Linked DNA regions of Mus musculus: region 2 is linked to region 1. Evidence: chromatin contacts called from ENCODE Hi-C data. All regions are on one chromosome and are shown on one strand. Each heading gives the region's core, a stretch centred on a gene start or an enhancer-like site at or near the end of the contact. The rest is flanking DNA. Distances are from core to core; before and after follow the strand shown. Region 1 holds the start of Plac8 (placenta-specific 8). Region 2 overlaps Gm36793 (predicted gene, 36793).

Region 1 (6,554 bases), core at 1,172-3,671:
AACTTCCTGAGGAAACTAGAGAAGGAAGTAGGATTTACTTCCTAGTTGTTTCTGAAGTCTGAGTCCATGGTTGGCTGGCTCTGTCGTCCTGGTCTGCTGTGAGGCAGGACATTTTGGTGGTGGAAGTCTGACGGATGAAACTGATGACCTCTGATAACCCAGAAGGAAAAAGATCGTGATGTCTTGGGGCTGAGTGGCCTTCCAAGAAGCACCTCCGTGACACATTTTCTTCAAACAGGTCTCACTGTCTAGTTTCCATCACCTCTCAATAACCAAATTATGAATCTGCCAATGAATTAACTCATTGATTAAGTCAGAGGCTCAGGGACCAAACACTCTCCGACAGCCCAGCTTCTGACCCTTGCATTAGAGACCAAGCCTTCAACAGCACAGCAGCACCAGTGTGGGGGTGCACAGCACTTCACAGCTACACTGCAGGAAGGATGTTCCTAATGCTGTTCTTCAGGTTGACGAGAGTCTCCCCTGTTGGGAAAACAGGGCTCCTTCAAAGTTCACTTTGGTAGTTCTGGGGAGTCTTGTATAGAAAGCTAGTATTTTTTTTTCTTTTAAAAATAAAAGGCCTTCTATAAATTTTACTGCTTAATAAAACTGCTTAGAAATGGAACATTCCCTGGGCTGGAGAGATGGCTCAGTGGTTAAGAGCACTGACTGCTCTTCCAAAGGTCCTAAGTTCAATTCCCAGCAACCACATGGTGGTTCACAACCATCTGTAATAGGATCTGATGCCCTCTTCTGGTGTGTCTGAAGACAGCTACAGTGTACTCATATACATAAAATAAATAAATCTTAAAAAGAAAGGAAGAGAGAGAGGTAGAACATTCCCAACCTACCTGTCACTCACTCCAAGGTTACTAGGACATGGCAGTGCTAAACTGTGTGGCAAGGATGTGCACCAGTGTGTGGCAGGGAGTTCCATTTCATCCAGTGTCTAGCTGCCACCAAGTAAGTCTGTGCCTCAATCAAGTAGAGGCAATAATACCACCCTTCAGGATCATAAGGCAAATATTTTAAAAAGCATTAAGAACCATGCCTACGGGCCCAGGAGTCAAAGGCACTTGCAGCTAAAACCGGATCCTTGAGCTGGAGAGATGGTCCAGCAGTTAAGAATGCTGGCTGCTCTGCCAGAGAGCGGATGTGGTTCCCAGCACCCACATGGTGGTTAATAGCCATCTGTAACTTCAGTGTTACAGAGGTTCAGTTGGGGGATCCAACACCTTCTTCTGGCCTCTGTGGGCATCAGGCACACATGTACATACACGGTGCACAGGCACGCACACAAGCAAAACACACCTACACACATAAAACTAAATTTAATTTTTTTTTTAAAGAGTGGGAGAAAAAAATACTGACAATCTCAGTTTGACCCCTGGAATCTACAAAATGCATACATACATACATACATACATACATACATACATACATACATACTGATACAGAGGCTCATAACTGTAATCCCAGAACTCCTACGAGAGACTGGGTGGGGGGTGGAGGCAGGAGAATTGCTTGGAAGCTCACAGCTGTGCAGCACAGTGGGAACAAGAGACAAGGCAGCTTCAACAGGAGGAGAGAAGAGACTTCCCAAAGCTGTCCTCCTGTCCCCTGACCTCCACATGCCTGCTGTGATCCTCAGATGCTGACATGTATGTTCAGACACACACCACAGAGAGATGGGGTGGGAGAAGGTGATGGTGATGACAACTACGACAGATAAAAAATAAAATAATAAAAATCACGCCTAACATAAAGCATAACATAACATAACTAACATAAAGTGTTCAGTCTGTTACAGAAACCAAAGCAATATAGCAATATTGGGGGACAGAGGTAGGTCAATAATAGAGCTCTCACCTAAAATGCACTGGCCCTGGGTTCAGTCCCTAATGCCTCAGGGAGGAAAAGAAAGGGGGGGGGGGAGGAAGAAAAGACGGAGGAGAAAGATCTGATCAGAAGCCCGGCATGGTGGTGCATGTCTTTAATCCCAGCCACAGGAGGCAGAGGCAGATGGGTCTCTGAGAGTTTGAGACCATCCTACAAACTGAGCTCTGGGATAGCCAGAACTCTAGAGAGACACACTCAAGGACAGTCTGAGCGGGCCTGGAACTCCAGGTCCCCAAGTGCCTTCTGGTTTCTTAGGTTAAAAGAGGAAAATAAGGTGTGAGACTCGGAGAGCTTTGTCAGGCAGGTAGCTAATCAGGGGAACCACACCCTCTCCTTTCCACCGAGACCTTAGAGGTTAGCCCTTGGAATTGTAAGGAGGAAAACCCTATTTGGTAAGAGATGGCTTTTGGTGCCTGGATTACCACAGCCAATCAGAGCACAGGACATTGCTCTTTGTACTCCAGCCCACCCCTACCCCACCCTCCACGGGGTTGATACCTCCTCCTTTCCTCGGAGTCTCTCTATTTGTAGTAAGACTCAACCCCAGACCACAGGACCGGTTCTGCCCAACCCTTTTGAACTGTAAGTATTTGTTAGGAAGTCTTTAAATCTAGGGGTCTTTCCTTTCAAAGTTTTATCTTATTCCTAACGTCGTTTGAGATTACGCTGAAAGATCATTGTTTTCTTCACTAATTGCTTTAACTTTAGTAATTTTTAGTGGAACTCAGCAATTAGGGGTCAGGCTTGCTAAACGTCATGCTTTGAGCATCTCAGTTGGGATCCTCTGGGCTCTGGGGCACCGTTCTCATGCCCACTGCTTGCTTTCGGGGAGGGCATGTTGTGTGCTGGATTTCCTAACTAGATCTTCTCTCTCTCTCTCTCTCTCTCTCTCTCTCTCTCTCTCTCTCTCTCTAAGTGATCTAGTTTCTTTATACATAATATATATATATATATATATATATATATATATATATTTGTTTAAACTACCTGGAGATTTTTATAGGTTTAGTCAGTGGGATTTCTGTAGATTTATTAGTTTGTAAAGTTTGGGAATCCTTAGGAGTTCTCACTATGAAAGCAAAACTCCAACTGCTCTGGGGGTTTGATCAGTACTCACTAACGCTCCTAGAGAAACACTCACATCTCACGTTGGGCAGCTCACGAGACTGAAGAACACTGAATCTTCATATCAGTGTATAATAGAAGGACTTCAGGCATATGTTGCTTAGAACCTGGCTTTATCGATATTAACAAGATTTATTAATATAACTAGTGCCATGTAACATAATTTTATTAAGCTGGTGTAGTCTCCTTCTAGAGAGTGGTGTGTTCTGAGGCAGAAATATAGGCACAAGAATGAGTCTAAGACTAATAGATAAAATTAAGATATTCAACTGTGAGCCAAATCCTACAAGATTTCCTGGTAGGGGCCAGTCCTTGCCAAGGAATCTCAGAAGGAAGGTATTTATCATGTTGCCTTTCTAAGCCCGTCGACTTAGAGTCCTGTTTCTGTCTCCTCCTCGCCTCTATTTTTTTTTTCTTTTTTCTTTTTTCTTGAGTGGTCCTCACCAGTTTCTATTACTTTCCTATTGCGCGTTTAAGGATGCATGCGGCAGAGCTCTGCCCCCACCGTCAGGAAACTACAGATTTCTCCTTGGCCCAAAACAACTCTATCGCAAGACTTTTTATGCACACAGCTGGGTCAATTCATGTTTTCTAATGGACTTGGAGTTATTTGTAACAGACAAAGCAAAGAGCCAGAGGTTGCAAGGTCTGCAAGTCACTGGGTGGGCGTCTCCACCATCAAGGGGTCCGTCCTGCATCACCAGCAGATAAGAACCATGAGCTGAGTTTGCACGTGCTCTGCAGACGTGGGAGGCTCAGGCAGGGGTTGGGGGGGGGGGGGGTGGAATCTGTCAGCCTGGGGAAAGGAGCACTAGTCACCAAAGCAGCCACATTCCTTTGTGCAGCACACAGGGGCTGCAGCGCAGAAAACTGACGATTACAATCTCCCAGACCCTAGGCTAATTACAGCTTTCCAGAATAGTGACCAGGAATCTGCTTTGCCGGCAAGCTTTCCAAAATGCTTTTGAGACGGGCCTGGGCAAAAATGAAGTTAGTCTAAAGAGATACTGACATCTCATAGTCTTACTCTTCAACTATTATAGCAACAGACCCTAAAGAAATGGGACTGTCTCAGGAGTCTCAGGAGAAGGAAAAGCCTCTGGTCAGAGGAGGGACTTGTCCTGCAGGAAAGGATCCCACGGAGTTCTGCAACTTGTCAGACCACCTTACAGGATGCGGCTGAAGCCACGTGATGCTTACCTGAGCAGATCCCCGCCTTCAGTTTAAGCCTTAATCTCAGACCCCAAATTCAGTACCAGTCTTCACATAAGATAAAATCTGAGGACTGCGGAACCGGCCCAAACATAAAGTCACAGAACACTCCTAGAAACACAGCACAACCTTAGGCAGATGCCGGGCAGTTTGGGGTTCCTCTTTTTTTTTTAAATCCCTTTACTTCCTGGTGACTTTTTTTTTTTTTTTTTTTTTTTTTTTCGAGACAGGGTTTCTCTGTGTAACCCTGGCTGTCCTGGAACGCACTCTGTAGACCAGACAGGCCTCGAACTCAGAAATCCGCCTGCCTCTGCTGGGATTAAAGGCATGCGCCACCACACCACACCCGGTCTTCTTGTGACTTTTAATTTGAGATGACTAAGGTTAAACTTTTGATGGAAGCATTGGGGAAAAAAAAAAGAAACAAGAACAAAAACAAAACGGGTTTAGGGTTAGTTTGCATTGCATTTTACGTTTTATTATAATTTCCAACAGAAGAGGGATTGTGACCGCATCACGGGGCTGCCGTAAGAGTGCACGGAGTGAGTTTTTGCGGACTTCTGGTGTTTTGTTGTTAGTTCTTCTGTTGGTTGGTTTTGGTGGCATCATACCGAGGATCAGGGGCAGGGAAAGGGCGGTGGGCACGCGCATGCTCAGCATGGACTCCCCTGTGCCTGTTGGCTCTTCAACTGTGGAGGAGGTGTTTCTTCTATGAGAAACCGCGCAGGCTAGACAGTCTAAGACCCTCTTCAGAGGAAGCTGGAGGTGCAACCGGCAGTCCTGGAGCGCTGATTCCCTCTAGGACTGCACTTCTAGACAGTGCTAGGCAGAGCATCCTTCCCCCACAGCTGTAGGCAACCTTCATGGCCAGGAGCTTCTCTTGGTATTCAAAACCTCCTGGCCCCATCCCCCACCCACGTGTGCTTGGCCTCGGTTCCGGAAACACCGTTGGGACCCTGGTTGCCCACCCCACAGTTTTCCACCTTCAAAAGAGGAAGTTAGCTGAGTGTGGAGTAGAACACTTGGCTAAAGCACAACATGCCTTAGATTCAACCCCTAGTACTGGGGGTTGGGGGGTGGGGAGGGAGAGAGAAGGGGAGAAAGAGAGAGAGAGATCTATTCTGAAAGAAACTTGCAACCTTTTAATCTATTATTTTATTTGTAATTTTATTTTTGTCCGTATTAGAAATAGAAAGGAAAAAATCCTTACAATACCAAAGGTTTCCGTATGTGTAGGGCATATTATATATGTTTTCAAATTTCTCCTGGGCTAAACAAATGAAAAAGATGTGAGTTTTGTTATAATTTTTTCTCCCGCCTCCATCTCCAAAGTGCTAGAATTCCAGCCATCACCACCTTGTCGAGTTATATACAGCTCAGACTGACTGATGACTGTTGATGACTGTTTAAGCCACCAGTAGAGAATTTTTTTTTTTTTTTTACCAATTTTCTATCAATGAGAAGATGAAAGTTCTGGGTACAAGTCTTTGCCACAGATACACATGACTGTGTTCAGGTCTCATGTGGTTGTAAAGTCTATATAGCCCCATGTAAATACACAGCCATCTGGGATATGCTGAGCCAGGGTTTTCCTTCAGGACTCTTCAGATGCCCGCTCTTCTATCTAAATCGCAATGTAGAAATGAGTTAGAGGATTATAACTTTCCTTTGAAGAAGACAAAAGGAAGGGTGTCTCTTCTGTCACTTGGCTGGTGTTTATCAAATGCCATCAATGTACTGGTACTGACTAGAGCCCAGGAATAAAACTAGAGCAATAGATGCTGGTTCAATCCCTTTAAAGATGCTAGTCTCCAACTTGATTTTTTTCCCCCCTGAAAGGGAAAACACAGTTACCTCAAGATTTTATTATAAAAGAAATAAAACTCTAATTTTTTGTTGTTGTTGTTGCTAAGGTGGGGCTCCAGCCCAGGGCCTCTCACGTGCTAAGCAAGTACTCCACCACAGATCTGCCTCCCTGCCCTATCAATTTCCTCAACGCTATCGTAAAAATAATAAATCAGAAAGATAAATGTGAAAAGCAAATTATCAGCAGCTGGCCCTGAGGTACCCGCCCAGTATTATTACTCTGGTAGTCTATCTGACCTTCGACTATGCAAAGGCCATGCAAAGTGAAAATGAATACACATGCTTTTCCGTTTTCTAAAATGCTTCGCTTTCCAAGGCACTGTGGTGCATCATCTCTCAGAATACGACTTCTGACATTATAGCACTGGAGTTGGGAAGCTCTGGGGGACTCTAGGCTGATCTGAGTTCTGAAGGCCACTTGGCTCACCCCTGGTTGGGGGGTGGGGGGGTGG
Region 2 (6,554 bases), core at 1,262-3,761, 340 kb before region 1:
TAGGGCGGTGGTTCTCAACGTTCCTAATGCTGCAACTCTTGAATGCATACAGTCCCACACATTGTAGTGGCCCCAACCATAAAATTATCTTCACTACTACTTTGTAACTGTGATTTTGCTACTTTTATGAACCGTATCATACCTATTTTTTGGAGATAGAGGTTTGTCGTAGGGGTCGCGAGCCACAGGTTGTGAACTGCCACTCTGGAGCGACTCAGCTAGCTACTGAATGGAATGGCGGTGAGGGCTACAGGTGTCCAGACTTGGATCTTCATGTGTGTGCAGCAAGCATTCTTAACCACTGAGCTATGTCTTCCAGCCCCATGAAAGATATTTTGATAGGAGAATCCTGTTGTGTGTAGAGGAGGCAACGAAGTTTCAGTTGTCACCAGAGAAGCCGACAGAAAAGTGAAAATGGGGAACATAGATGAGAATCGATCCAGTAGGAGGCGCTGTTGAGAGGGACGGCGATGATGAAGAAAGGCCGCAAATAGGAAAAGTCAGCGGTGAAATTGTAGAAGAAAAATAACTGAAGCGCAGAAGTCCGCAACCGCATCTCCGCCGAGCTCCACTTCTCACGTGAAAATGAAAATAATGATTTACTTGAGGGCTTGGTGGGCCTGCTCTGCTAATAAGGACTTTTGTACCTAGAAAGAATGAGAGGCAGATGATGCAGTTGGCCGCACTCCAGCTCTGTGGTCCAGCAGATCCGGTGAAGGCAGCGGCTGAGGAAGCTTTCTCTTCCAGGAAAGCACGTGAGTCTCTTGGCTTTGGTAGAAAGCCCATTACTGAGGACTAAGGAGAGAATCTGTCACTCAGATGTTCTGAACTCAGAGTTCTCGAAAACATCTTCTGTCTTCTGTTGTGGTTCATAAAAGAGGGGGATAGAGCCAGGTAAGGTGGGGTGGGAGGGGGTGCCTCGGCGGGCCCATACTGAGACATGCCTTCCCCCCTGAGGTACCAGCCATACAACAGGTATAGTAGAGAATAAAGTTTATTTAGGCGTGGGAAGGGAAGTTGAGAAGTGGGTCGAGACAGAGACGGGGGGGGGGGGGGAAGCCCCCTATTTTACCAAGCCAGGCCTACCTGGCTGTTGCCAGGTAACTGTTGGGCAGGGCATAGAAGGAACACTAACACCTTCATGCATACCTAAGGCTCTGCCCCTATTCGAGCACAGCACCTAGGCTACAGCCAACCAACCCATCACAAGAAGGAGCCAGGGCTCAAAACCCTCACTCACCCATTTGGAGCCTGGTCTCATCCTCTAGTTCATGGGCTGGAAACAGCTAAGCAAGAGGAGAGAGAGAACACAAGATTGCCAGCAGACAACCTGAGTTTGCCAACGCTGGGATAGTCGGAGCACTCGAATAGGAAAATATTTCTGTCTTGCGCAGAAAACATTTTTCCCCAAATGACCAAAGAATGCATGCATATGTGAATGAGCATCTGTAGGGTTCTTGCTCAGAAAGATAGCATTATAGGGCAGGTGACTGATCCAAAACTTACATTGATCTGTTACCACAAGACACGCTCCCTAAAGTTCACCCATAAACTGCAGAACAAAATCTTCTGTACCAGAAAGTATTGCAACATGTAAGAAAACTAACTCATCTTTGGCTCACTCCATAGGAGAGAACTTGTGCCTGGTATGATAAACACAGTCAAAACTCCATGACAGTTTAGGTCCTAGGGGAGAAACTACAGTAGCAAAATGCTGCTGCCTCCTCCTCCTCCTCCACTTCCTCCTCCTCCTCCTCCTCTTCCTCCTCCTCCTCCTCCTCCTTCTCCTTTCATATATGAGTACACTGTAGCTGTCTTCAGACACACCAGAAGAGGGCATCAGATCCCATTACAGATGGTTGTGACCACCATGTGGTTGCTGGGAATTGAGCTCAGGACTTTGGAAAGACTGCTCTTAAAGCCAACTCGCCAGCCCAGCCAACTGGCTTCTAAATATCTGTGTACACTCTCACAGACAAAGGCTGCCGGGCCATAATCAGAGAAGCCTTGCTTTACGATGAACAGAGGTGAAAGCAGAGACACAGGGCTGCACAGGATCCCGAGAGTGAGTGACTGACAGCTGATGGATCAGCCCTGGACAAGAGATTTCCACCAACCTCTTATGGCCCAGAGACTGTATTCTCTTAGTAGAATGGAAAGTTTGGCTTAAGGACTTGACTTACTCATAGTCCGTGAAACTGAATTTCCTTTTAGTGATGTAATGAACTATTTGACAAGATCACGTCAAAAAATGGCATCAGTTCTGGGAACCAAGCGCTTCTTGCTCTAAAACACATCTAAGAATAATCCACAGAGATACTTGAAATAAGTCTATTCTTTAAAAAAAAAAATCTAATTTGGACATCACTTCAGTGAGCGTTGTGCCTTTCTTAGTCGAGTGACTTTTGCTGCCGAGAGACACATGACTGCAGCTCAGGACGACCTCCGCAAGTGTTTAAAATAGCAAGCCGGAACGAACAGAGCAGAGGAACCTGAGCCAGGCATGCGCTGAAGGAGTCACTATAAATAGGAGAGAGAGAATGGAGGGAAAAGGTTGAAGGCACGGCCAAAATGCTTCTATTTAATCCAGACCAGCTCCCAGGGCACAGTGAGGAAACGGGCTCTTTCCTTCATCACTTTAAAATACTCATCTTATGTATTAGCATGGCTGCGTGTGAATGGACGCATGCGCACAGAGGCTGGACTCTAGAAATGAATTCTGGCTTGTTACGGGATGCTAGGATCAAGCTCCCATCCTCAGGACTGAGAAGCAAGCAGTTTTACCCACTGACCCATCTCTCCAGACCCTTGTTTCTTACATCATCTTTATTTAAGGCCACCATAGCTCATTCCTCCTCGATTCTGGGTGGTTCTATAAAGTTGAATTCCCTCCTGAAACATGCACCGCTAGCATCCCCACCTTCTTATGCTCCCCTGGAAGGAGAAAAATGTCACCGCAGAACCTCTGTTTCCTGGAACAAAAAGTCGCTGTGAGTTTCTGTTCAAGTGAGTTATCCCTTTTAGGTTCAGATGTGAGAAGCGATGTGTCCCATAGCAGGCTAAGCACTCCGAGCTCAGACAGACGTGTGTTTGGTGCTGAATGTAGAAATTTCCCTCTGGCTGCAAGGCTGTGAGGCAGCAGTGGGAAATATTCAGGGCCTCAGAATTTTTATTGCTGTCTGTCATCTCTCATAGAAAGGGGGTGGGGAGGTAGACTTTGGAAAGTCTTGCTCCAGGCCCTATGGGTTTTCAGAGACTCTCCTTGGCTCTCTGCCCTGCACTGAGCAGAGACGGTGCACTGAACAGCTGCCAGAGAAGCGGGGCGCACCACAGCAGCCCTCGCTGTCCCGCCATTACCCACGCGTTATTCTCAGCATCAGAGAGGAAACTTCCAGAAGCATCCAGGTACAATTGCCTGTCTAGAGTCTGGTTTGATTCAGTTAATATTTAATCTAGTGCGAGGGTTAAAGTTATGCTTTAAGTTTTAATTACCGTGATTAAGAGATCCATAAAACGAAAATGCCTCTAACCTGTAAACTCCACTTGCCCAAGGACAGTTAACTTTCTGGAATGCCAGGGGGCATTTTTATCTACCATGTTGTTCATGGTAGATAACAAGCCAGGTGTTTTCACTTTTGTAAACAACGGTGGTTGCCCCAACTGCACAGGATTCCCTTTATCACAGATAGGCGGGTGGTACAAAGCAGGAAGTACGTTAGGATGCATGCTGGCCCCTGATAGGACGAAGGTGGGAAGTACGCAAACTTGAGGGTTTTGCCTTTATAAACACCAGACTAAAGTATTTGGCAGCCATTTCCTTGGAATTCCAGGTAAGGACCTAACCAGTATCCATTGTCCTGGCCAGTATTTAATAAAATTTGCTTCAAATTTGGCTCAAAAAAAATGTGGTAATGGTCCTTTTCTCACCCAGTGGGATTGACACTAGCTTAATAGTTTTATTTTTTTTTAAAGATTTATTTACTTATTTACGCATATGAGTACATGTATGTAGCTGTCTTCAGACACACCAGAAGAGGGCATCAGATCCCATTACAGATGGTTGTGAGCCACTATGTGGTTGCTGGGAACTGAACTCATGACCTCTGGAAGAGCAGTTGGTGCTCTTAACCACTGAGCTATCTCTCCAGCCCAGCTTAATGGTTTTATATTTCCCAAAAGTTACTCCAAGTGAGATATTTACATTTTTTAAATGTTCAACAAAATCTGTAGTAGGTGTTTTGTGTTTTGTGTTTTAAAGATAAGACTGGGTCCCACAATTTAGCAAGGAAATCCTACAAATTAAAGTCCCTGCTTTAAGGTTGGGTTTAATCTTTGTTTTGTAGAGCTCTTGGGCTTTCTATTGTACAGCAGAGAATCAAAGGAGTTACAGAGCATGTGAATAGGCACAGGGCATTTCAAGCCCTATCCCCAGTCCATCTGAAGTACTGTAGTATCTAAATCAGGTCTGTGGTATGTCTCTAAAACCCCAGCGGTTGGGAAGGAGGCAGCTTCACCAGGAGTTCACAGTCTCTCTCTCTCAGGTATGCACTGAGCTAGGGAACAGCCTACGATGCAGAAGACCCTGTCCAAAAGGATGAGAGTGGGGGCAGGAATCATGTTCTGGAGTTTTATGGAGGATTACATCTTGTAGGAAAGAACTCTACAGCAAATCAGAAAGGAAAAGTATGTCCGGAAGAAGAAAAGTCAAGGAGTACAGGAGTATGACAGTTAATATTAACAGGATCTAGAATCACTCAAGAAACAGAGCTCTGGGTGTGTTGATGAAGGATTTTCAAGACGCAATTAGTTGAGGTGAAAGGGCCTGCCCGAACTCTAAGCACCATTTAATTTATTTGTCTGTGGTCCCAACCTGTGATGGCTGCTCTTATGTCAGTTTGGCACACAAAAATGGTTATCTGAAAGGAGAGAACCTTAGTTGAGAAAATGCCTCTATAAGATCCAGCTGTGAGCCATTTTTTTTAAATTACAGATTGATGGGGGAAGGACCCAGCCCATCATGGGTGGCTCCATCCCTAGATCTAGGTCCTAGGTTCTATAAGAAAGCAAGCTGAGCAAGCCATGGGGAGCAAGCCAGTAAGCAGCACCCTCCATGGCCTCTGCGTCATCTCCTGCCTCCAGGTCTGTACTCGCTCTGCTTTGGATGATGAACTGTTCTATGGAACTGTGAGTGAAATTAACCCTTGCCTCCCCAACGTTGCTTTGGTCCTGATGCTTCACCACAGCACTGGTAACCCTGACTAAGACTAAGTAAACCCTGACTAATACTAAGTAAACCCTGACTAATACTAAGTAAAAAGGAGAAAGCAAACCGAATGCAGGCCTTCATCTCCAGACTGTCTATACAATGTAACAGCTGCCTTACATTCCCGCAGCCAGGCCTCCTCAATAACGGATGATGGTACCTTCAAAGGAGAGCCAAAAGAAGCCCTCCATCCCTGACACTGCTTCTGTAGGGTATTTCTCTTCAATGCAGTGAGAAAAGTAAGTGGTGCCGGGTGTACAACACTCAAGCATGTGCATTGTGTGCACTAGACGTGTATCTTCACAAAACCATCTGCTTTAGGCTGATTTAATTTGCATCGCCCCATAGGTGTGAGTCCTCTTCTGTCTGGACTAAATGAGTGAGTGATTTGAATATACATGGAAACTCTGAGGCTGCTCTGGCTTCCAGTACTGAAGAATAAAGAATATCATACGGTGTCACCGGAAGGGGTCTCTTTTACTCTCCCCTTGCATCCATGTTGGCCTTGTTTCTGGAAAATGCTGTCCTGGTGGCAGTAAAGATCAGTCTCAGCATCTCTGGGCCATCACCCAGAGATACAGAAGAAACGAGAACCAAGACTCCACGTCTCCTTGGGAAAGAATCCTTGGGAAAGAATCTGCCTGAGGCACATGGATTGTGTTTCCAATCTTAGGCAAAAAAAAAAAAAAAAAAAAAAACACCTAATCAGCCAGCCAGGGCTCATGTGCCAGCCTTTGTGGAAGTAAGTGCTATTACCCCATAGTGTGGCACAGCCACAAAAAGGATACACGGGAGATAAAAAGGCACTATTCAACGACGGCATGACCGAAATAAGATGGGACAGTGTGTCTCAAAAGCATTTCCAAAATGAAACCTGCAAGCGTGACTTTAACAATTTTCCACAAAGCTGGCCGGATCATGAACAGAGACAATAGCTTCAAGCCTGGAAGCAAAACTCAAAGGCACAGAGCCTGCCTTGCGTGCATGAGGCCATGAGTTGGATGTCTAGGACCACAGAAGGTAATAAGTCTTAACTTCAAGATGGCCACCCATCCATGTGTAACCTAAAGAAACATAGACAACAGAAAATAAAGGTCGGAGAAAAGACATGCAAGGTAGCCTCCAAATAAGAAAAAGAAATAGCAAGAGTTCTAGCTTTTCTCCTATCCTCCTCCTTCCTTGAAGAGAATCGTGCTAAACACAATCCCGAAGCCACAAGTTGGCAGAGCAAGATGGACCTCCACACGGGTGATAGGAAGGCTATGGTATTGCGACCGGCAAGAAAGATGCA

What was found. Hi-C counts contacts between places; a loop is a spot of excess contacts on that map.
Region 2: a map of T-helper 17 cell shows a loop between it and region 1 (2.8-fold over the local background). The contact joins the enhancer-like site here to the promoter of Plac8 in region 1. A Hi-C loop is called at or near these places in 2 of 37 maps with a recorded cell type or tissue (T-helper 17 cell and left cerebral cortex).

What each region holds. Positions count from the first base shown.
Region 1 is chr5:100,568,072-100,574,625 of GRCm38, reverse strand. It overlaps Plac8 (placenta-specific 8), which reads left to right and starts at 2,421. Exons shown (of 5, transcript NM_139198.3): 1 at 2,421-2,481.
Region 2 is chr5:100,905,813-100,912,366 of GRCm38, reverse strand. It overlaps Gm36793 (predicted gene, 36793), which reads left to right. Exons shown (of 3, transcript NR_168093.1): 2 at 320-755; 3 at 1,976-2,367. Among named protein-coding and RNA genes, the nearest start is that of Gm36740, 4.1 kb to the left of the region's middle. Within about 2 kb of position 2,511, at least 1 of the 3 ENCODE cell types and tissues checked has a DNase peak (open chromatin) inside an H3K27ac peak, as active enhancers do.